Linked DNA regions of Homo sapiens: region 1 is linked to region 2. Evidence: read pairs that join two places in POLR2A ChIA-PET (ENCODE). Cell type or tissue: PC-9. All regions are shown on one strand. Each heading gives the region's core, and the rest is flanking DNA. Links, peaks and the distances in the headings are about the cores only.

The links. ChIA-PET counts read pairs that join two places held together with the same protein. Peaks named below come from ENCODE experiments on the same cell type or tissue, not always from the same donor. Only the 100,000 strongest peaks of a DNase experiment are listed, where the experiment ranks them.
Region 1: POLR2A ChIA-PET joins it to region 2 with 6 read pairs; 3 of 35 experiments call an interaction of 5 or more read pairs at or near these places.

The regions. Positions count from the first base shown.
Region 1 is chr4:165,391,183-165,395,590 of GRCh38, forward strand. All of the region lies in intron 1 of CPE (carboxypeptidase E), which reads left to right. Among named protein-coding and RNA genes, the nearest start is that of MIR578, 7.1 kb to the left of the region's middle. In PC-9, for the core only: no CTCF peak of the experiment used is centred there; no DNase peak of the experiment used is centred there.
Region 2 is chr4:165,458,395-165,462,802 of GRCh38, forward strand. The region is part of intron 1 of CPE (carboxypeptidase E); the gene reads left to right. Among named protein-coding and RNA genes, the nearest start is that of MIR578, 74 kb to the left of the region's middle. In PC-9, for the core only: no CTCF peak of the experiment used is centred there; a DNase peak (open chromatin) is centred at 1,717.

The sequences.
Region 1 (4,408 bases), core at 295-4,294, 67 kb before region 2:
AACTCATTGGATACTATAATTTTGTGACCTCTGCATACAGGGAAAGTGAATCAATGAGAATGCATTTCTTAAATGAATGTACAGAAGAGTGAGACTTGTTAATATTTTTTCAAAAATTCATTGGACAAAGCTAATGCATTCATGGGCTCCATAAAGACAGTAGTACAGGGAAAACATTCATACCTCTGCCAACATTTCCAAAAGGCCAAGAAGGCTCTCATTCATGGAACATATTTCATTTTCCATAATATTCTCAGCCCTCAGACCAAGGTAGTAAGAATACTTTATTATCAAAAAGGCCCTACTAACAACTTGCAGTGTAAATCATCCTAATTGGACAGATCACTGAGAAAAAACAAAGACATTCATTCACCAGGCATTTGGAAATTCCAGGTAGAAATGCTTTCAAACCAGGCCACATTTGGAAATCAAACTCTGAGTAGTAGAGGGCTGTAAACGAAATACTGCATCTTTCATTTCTGTATAGGTTATTATATTTGTAGCGCGAATGTACTTATTTAACAATAATAACTAAGTGCCTCCTATATGAGTGACATTCTGCAGATTGAAGAGGTATTTCAAAAGGGAACAAGAAACAACAGTATTTTACCAAGTACTTTGTATGAAGGTATTGACTCTAATTCTTCAGGGAGTTATAAGAGAGTGGTCTACAGTGGAGGGCTTTCAGAAGGAGGTGGAGCTTTGAGCAGGACTTAAAAGATGCATAAGGTATGGAAAGTCAAAGAGAGGACTTTATTCTAAGCTAGTAAAAAATCATTCACATTTCTTGTGTCTTTTTCTTCATTGTTCTGAATGTGTGACATATAAGCATTCAAGATACATTGTGCCAGATAATTATGTTCCATTAACATGTGAAATTTTCATCTACAGAAAATTTTTGTTTAGAGAATGCAGTTTTGGGGGTGCTGTGCTTTGGGGCTGATTTCCCTCATCAAGACGGTAAAACTATTTGGGATGGAGCATATACTAATAGAAATATAATATACTTATATATATATAGTATATGTATACTAGTATATATACTAATATATAGTGTATATATAGGTATATAATATATATTTATATATTTACATATAATAGTATGTATCTATAATATATATAATATATCATGTATTGTAAATATATGATATATGTATATGTAATATGTAATATACATATATCATATATTTACAATATATGTATATATTATGCATACATATTCGGAGCTAATCTTTGGGTATTAATGAGAGTGGGAGTCCAGAGCCTAGCATATATGTAATATGTAATATACATATATCATATATTTACAATATATGATATATTAAATATATAATATATGTATATATTATATTAAATATATATTTATATATTATAATGGAGCTTATACTTATATATTATATTTATATTACATTATTCCATTACTATAGTATAAATATACTATTATAATGATATTATAAATATAATGAAATGTTATACATATTTTATTATATTTATATATCATATCATAATGGAGCTTATCGTAGTATAAGCTCCATCCCAAATTGTTTTATTGTCTTGGTGAGGGAAATCAGCCTCAAAGGACAACACCCCAAAACTGCATTCTCTAAAATGAACATTTTCTCTAGATGAAAATTTTACATGTTAATGGAACATAATTATCTGGCACATATATAGTCTGTTATAATATATCACATATATAAATAATATATATATAAATCAAACATAATACAGTTATATAGTATATAATTATAAGTAGAATTATATTAAGCATATACTAGATTATATTGTAATTAGCAACAATTGATTACTAATGCTTTTCCTCCCTAGGTAGCTATTATTGAGCACTCTCTAGTAAGCCATGGAATATAAAGATGTTATGTAATTTTGATTTTGTTAGGCTAATTTCCAGCAGTTAAGTATAGTTCAATTAGTGTTCTGTTTTGACTATGTAATTCAAAAACTATGTTTTGTAAAAACTCACAAAAATAAGAACAAGAACAAAAAAAGCAATGTCATTTGAGTTATTGAAGGAGAATTCAGCCCATAGATTTTCTCCATGCTTTGGCAGCTGTTTTAGAGCATTCATCCAGCTGCATTTGTCTAACACTTGAATAATGATCATGCAGTTTGTCAGATGCTTTTGGGAGAGAAATTCACTATGCAGAAATATTTAGTATTTAACTAATTTTTCCAATTATAGGTTTTTGATTAGGGTAAATTTATTTTGAATTACTCCTGATGTTAAACCCAATCTTCATTAGTGTTCCATAGAATTGTGAAACATTAGAATTATAGTTTTTTCCTAGCTAGAAGGAGCACTCTCATTTTATAGATGATTAAGTTGAGCTTCAGAGAGACATTAAACAACCTGCCCAAGGTTTTGAAGCCCAGGAGGCTTGGAACTCATTTTCTGATACACAGTTGGACACTCTTCTTAAAGTATTTCCCATAACAATGTACACAGTTGGAGAAATGAACATAACTATTTCTTACTGGTCATGGAGGGTCATGAGCTGTTTATGTGAACTGAAGTCTGTGAGGGCATTACTGGAATGTAACTTATCAGTTATGTTTTCAAATCCTTAGAGCAGAACTTCTTGACCTGTGTGCTGTAAATGGCTATGGGTGTGCCGGAGGCGGATAGACAGGGCCTAGGGTGGCAAAAAACCAGGAAAGCATTGAAATAAATCACTCCAGCACACTGTAAGTACCTACAGAAAATGTTATTTTTCTTGGCAGTAGAATCCACTCTCTAAGAAGAAACAAGCTTTTGTTGGAAGACTGCTCTGATAAACTTTTTGGAGGGCTGGGCCTTCAGGAAGGCTGAGGACCTAAAGTGGATAAAAAGGAGAGGGTATGTAGAGAGTCAGAGGGTATGTAGAGAGTCAGAGAGAGAGAAGAGAAAGACTTAAGGGCTGGTGGCTCAAGAGAAACTTTGGGGAAACAGAAATAATGGATGGGGACATCAGCAGATCTACAGTGCTCCATAATGATTTGTGGAGTAAATTACTTTGGGAGATGGGATGAAGTGCTTTAATTTTGCTTTGAGTTAGGGACTGGTAAAATCCAAGATTGCCCAAGGAAGGACTGTTCCATATAAGTTACAATACAGTTATGAAAACTTATTAGCAAAGATCAGATACCTACTATACCACAGTGCTTCTGTGAATAGATTCAAGTAATTTTTTGAATTTAAGCCCGGCATCTCCCACATGACTGACCATTTAGGAATCCTGGTCCTAAGAGAACATGACCATTGGGAGTGGGCCTCTGGGAAGGGTGTTGTGGTGTGCAAGGGCAACCCTCAGTTGTGTGCACCACGCAGAATGAATCATGTGTTGTGTCGCTGGAAGTTAAGGGTGAATAATATAAATAACTAAAAATGGGTGAGGTTTCCTGTTAAAAAAACATACTCGTGTTGATCTGTTCATGTGTCTACATTACATTTCAATGTGATTCAGTAGGGAGGATTTCTTGGGCCCAGTAGTTCGAGACCAGCTTGGGCAAAATAGCAAGATTCTGCCCCTATTAAAATTTTTTTTTTATGTGAAAAATGTTACTTGTGCTGAAGGGGATCACATATTTGTTGAGAATGTTTTCCAAACCAACAATCATCACACAATTTCTCAAAGGACTTTATTTCCAGGTTTGTGAAAGTTTTATGAAACATATTAAAATGTTATAAGAATCATTGATAATATATTGCATGTTTAATGAACAGCCTTTATTAAAAAGAAGAAATATATAAAGGAACTATATCTGGAATGAAGAGCCTCCTTAAATGATTGGACAGAAAATAGTGGTATGAATTACTGTAGGAATTTAAGAATATATGATATACGTGTGAATGATGTTTTTTTGTTTTGATTTTTGTCCTGTGACAAACTCTACCGAAATGATTAGTTGATGAATTCTGTTGGTAATTTATAGTCAGGATATTAGCAAGCAAAGTATTCCAAAGTCTTCTGGCTGATGTTTATGTGAAAGGGTGTGTTCTCATATGAGCAGGAAATGGGCTAATAAGGCAATGAAAAGACTGGAGATAATTTCACGGTTAATTTGGGGTAAAATTTATTTTTATTATAATATTATTTGTGGTGAAAGTATTAAGTCTGAATTATTCAGACAATTGCTTTAATTCTCCATTTGACATTTGACCTGTGCATAGAGCTAACCTTTGGGTATTAATGAGAGTGGGAGTCCAGAGCCTAGTCAAGTAAGAGATTAGGAAGCAGAGATGGAAAGAAAGTTCTACCTATGCCAAGGGTCAATGCACAGTACTGGTAATGATTTGATTCGGCAGTTTTATTAGCAGCCATTTCTTTGACAGACTAATAAAAATGACTTACAGATTCTTTTCCAAGTTATCTTATATAAATGGATTATGATGAAAAATGTGTGAACCACA
Region 2 (4,408 bases), core at 128-4,127:
CAAGAATTATGTAATCAGTGAGTTAAATATATAACTTCCAAATGAATTAGTGCACCTATATTTTGGCAAAAATTTGTTGTTGGAGGAAGAATAGATTCATCCCAGAGTAAGTTTCTTGTCTATTTTCAGGATAAAAGATGGGAGAATTCTGTTACTATAATCAAGTTCTTTCTTAAAATACCCTTAACCTACTTTTTTTCCCTCTAAATAATGAATGCTCCACTTCTTACATAGAATTTCACAATTTACAACCCACATTCACATTTGTTATTTCATTTCCTGTTGGATATTTTCCCTCTGCTGTTTTCTTCCTATAGAAAGGCCATTGAATAATTGGCTCTAAGATTTGAAAGGAGTCTTCAGATTATCTGTTCAATTACTGTGCCTAGTGATCAGCCTGTCTCTTATTTCCAAAAGGAGAAGAAAATATTAGATAGGTAGACAGACTGATCATGGGGCCAAATAACAGAGTGAAAGTAAATTTTCTTTTCATAGGAGTGGAAGACAATATTATTTTTTACTTTTGTCTTTTTATTTGATCATTTATGTCATGCTCACCCTACTGACATGTGGACTTCTGTTTCAGTGGCTCTCTGGTCACTTTAAGGCATAAATTCCTTTTACCATTTGGGAACATTGCTAACTTGCCTCCAGCTTCAAATTTCACCCACATGGATGTGAGTTTCTGGGGTGTAAAAGAGTAACATTTTATTTTTGAGGCAAGAGACTTCTTTCTTTAAAGCTGCTTTTTTACTGATTTAGTTATTTCAAATCATATTAATACAAATTGGGGCAAATTAAGAGTTACAAGTCTGGACTTAAAATCATTTGCCTGCTCTGGTTTGGAATTTATGCAGCTATTTCTGCCTTAATTAAAACTGTGGATATTTTTAAAGCTTAGAATTTATTCTTATCTTATTCTGACGAGAATGCAAATCCAACCAGGCACATTAAATGTTCTGTGATACGGATGGAAAAAGATAGAAACTGGGCCCAGCCAGGCTGGATTTGGTTTGTGAGAAGATCGTCTTTTAATAATGGCTTGATTGATGATTGTGTGCCATGTGAAGTAACTGGAATGCTGGATGGTTACATGAAATTGTGGGAAAATTGACACAATGGGGAAAAGATGCTTGCTGAGCCTATGAAGTGCAACCTGTGCAAATATGATGATTCCTCAATTGCAAGATCAGGAACTCAGGATTACTGTGTAAAAAAGAAAATGAAGGCCGGGCGTGGTGGCTCACGTCTGTAATCCCAGCACTTTGGGAGGGCTGGGTGGGGGGGGGCGGGGCAGATCATGAGGTCAGGAGGAGTTCGAGACCAGCTTGGCCAATATGGTGAAACCCTGTCTGTACTAAAAATACAAAAATTAGCTGGGTGTGGTGGCGTGCGCCTGTACTCCCAGCTACTCAGGAGGCTGAGGCAGAAGAATTGCTTGAACCTAGGAGGCGGGACTGCAGTGAGCCGAGATTGTGCCACTGCACTCCAGCCTGGGCAACAGAGTGAGACTCTGTCTCAAAAAAAAAAAAAAAAAAAAAAGGAAAATGAATTAGTGAAGAAAGTAAGATGATGTAAAAACAACCATCCCCAGTGTCCTGAGGGTAGTGCTTCTAGCCGCTTTCCCCGCTCCCCCACCCCGTTGCTAGGAGAGAGATGAGTTAACACACAGGGACGTGTACATTATACCAGCCGGATCCACATACCTGGCAGCTGCAACCTGTTAAACCTGTGTTTTTTTCTTCTGTGTAAACACTATAAACAGGAAGGCAAACGTCATCCATTTACGCAGAAGAGAAAATTGATGATGAAAAACTGTCACTGCTTTGCTTAAAAAAGTCTAAGGTAAAGAACGTATTGACTCAGAGAGGGCCATTCAAAATCTAAAGTCTTCAATTTTATTGCTATTTCTGTATTAAGGATTCTGAAGGCAAAATTTCTTCAGAATCTGTTGTTTAGACTTTACAACAAAAATAGCTTTGGGGAGCTGCTTGCCTGGAGAGGTTTTGTGGTGACTATGGAAATTAATCTTCTTGATGGGAAATCAGCTGTTCACCATACTGCTGCCTTCATTCCCAAAGAAGAGTTTCCATTCCTACCTGGAATGGCTAGAGCCTGTTGGCTAGAGCAATGAGCCATTGAGGCCTCCTGATATTCCACCCGGGTGCAGCCTCCTTGAAGCTGCCTCAAGCCCCCTTCAGTTACTCCTTTATTCCCTTCACTGCTCCAGAAGGGTTTTCAAGCATCTGCAGCTGCACCTCTGTCTCAAGGGCAAGCTCTACTGTCAGCCACGCTGCTGCAAGGATGGGATTGAAAAGCAAGACCATTCATTTACTCTTTCATTCACAAATTTATTGAACTGATATTTAAGCTTAGAATTTATTCTTATCGTATTCTTACAAGAATGCAAATCCCTACTATGTTCCAGACTCTATGTGGGGGCACAGGTGACACACTGGTGAGCTAAAATAGATCCCATCCCAGGACTAATAGACCTTACAGTCTGGGTGACAGAGGAGTTAATCAAATAACTACATTGATGAATGTATATTTTCAAACTGAGGTGTTAAAAATAACAAACCCAGCCTGGGCAACATGACAAAACCTCATCTCTACAAAAAAATTAGTTGGGCATGGTGGTGCACACCCATAGTCCTAGCTACTCAGAAGGCTGATGTGGGAGGATCACCTGAGCCCGGGAGGTCGAGGCTGCAGTGAGCCATGATTGTGCCACTGCACTCTAGCCTGGGTGACAGAGTGAGCCTCTGCCTCAAAAAAAAAAAAAAAAAAAAAGAAAGAAAGAAAAGAAAAGAAAAATAACAAAGGAACTGTGGACTTAGACTAAAGCTACTCCAAGGAAGCTGTATTTAGCCATACTTAGAAGGCTGTGCGGATAAAATATGTGAATATGTGAAGCAGAGAGCATTATAGGGACGAGCCTCGTGGCTGAAAGAAGGATGGCTGAAACACAGGAGGGAAAGGCTGGTGCCTTGAGAGGCACCACGCCAAACCACATGGAGGTTCAAGATCTCGTAGAGAATTTTGGTCTTTATCATGAAAGCAAAGGGGAAGTTACTGATGGGTTCTTTGGTGGAGGTGACCTGAGGAGGGTTGCGTTTTAAAAAGAAAGCTTTGGCCTTGGGAGGGAAAAGAGCTGGAGAGAGGCCAGAGGGGTGGGAGGAATATCCCAGTTTGGAACCTTGAAGCAGTTTAGTTACATATCCAACATTCCTTCACCGTTGCCTCACTCCTGAACATTGTCCATTGCATGTCTGAGTCTTCTTCCAGACTCTACATTCCTTCAGTTTAGGAATGCTGACATATTTGCTTTTGGATCCCATGTAGTGTCTGACCCTGGGATTTGCATGTATGTCCAACAAATGCTGTATTTAAACAATGTGGCTGTTCCGCATCTCACAAGTCATGTTAGTTGGCTTAAAGGAGCATAGCTCTTCTGTATTCTAGTGATAACATTATATAGTGATCTAAGTTATTCCTGAGGACAGAAGGAGTTAGAGATACACTTGCCTTTTCTTTTGCTATCATATGTGCCTTGCATTTTATTTCCGTACATTAGTATCTTCAATATAATGACCTTTGTTGTCCTGTCTTCATGTCAACCTAAAGCATTGTTATTGTCATTAGTGTTACTACCGCCTCACAAATACATAGATATATTGGGGGAGATTTTTCCTGAGAGAAATCTGCAGATTTGAAGAGAAACCATGTCATACATTTTCTGAGTCTGAAAATCAGGAGTTGCAAACATAAATGAGTAAAGCAGCAGTAGGGAATGGCGCAGCCTGTGGCAGAACTAGGGGGAGCATGCTCTATCCCAAAGCATTCACATTCGAACACAAAATATACTGTGCTAGCTAAACCAGACATCTGGGGGCAAGTGTGGCTTAGTGACTATGGGTTTGTTGTTTCTTCTTTAATTGATTAAAAAAAGATTTAAACACAGAGAAGTTATAAAAATTTTCAGTGTAATTAGGGGTTGTGGGCCAAGCTTTATTGAGTGACATGAAGCTTCAAAGTTGTTTTGGGGAAGGGAGCAGGACCAAAATGCCTTCTTAGTGCAACTTTTTCAAAAAAACTTGTGAAGCCAGCTTCTAATATTCCCCTGGCTACTTGCTCTCTCTCTCTAATGGGCTGCAGCAGTTTCTCCTGTGCCTCAATCAAATGAATACATCACATAAATGAGGGTATAAACTGCATGAGTTTACAGAAAGGAAGAAGGTTATTATTACCTTTGAAATCAGAAGCCAAGAAAACATCTCTTCTCACACCTCCTCATCTCTTCTCTTACTTTCTGGGCAAGTCCCTAGGGGTAATTTTATTAGAGACTCTCCCTCAAAGTAAAAACTGAGGGGGGTATAAATAGCCCCGATCCTGCTCCCACCTGATC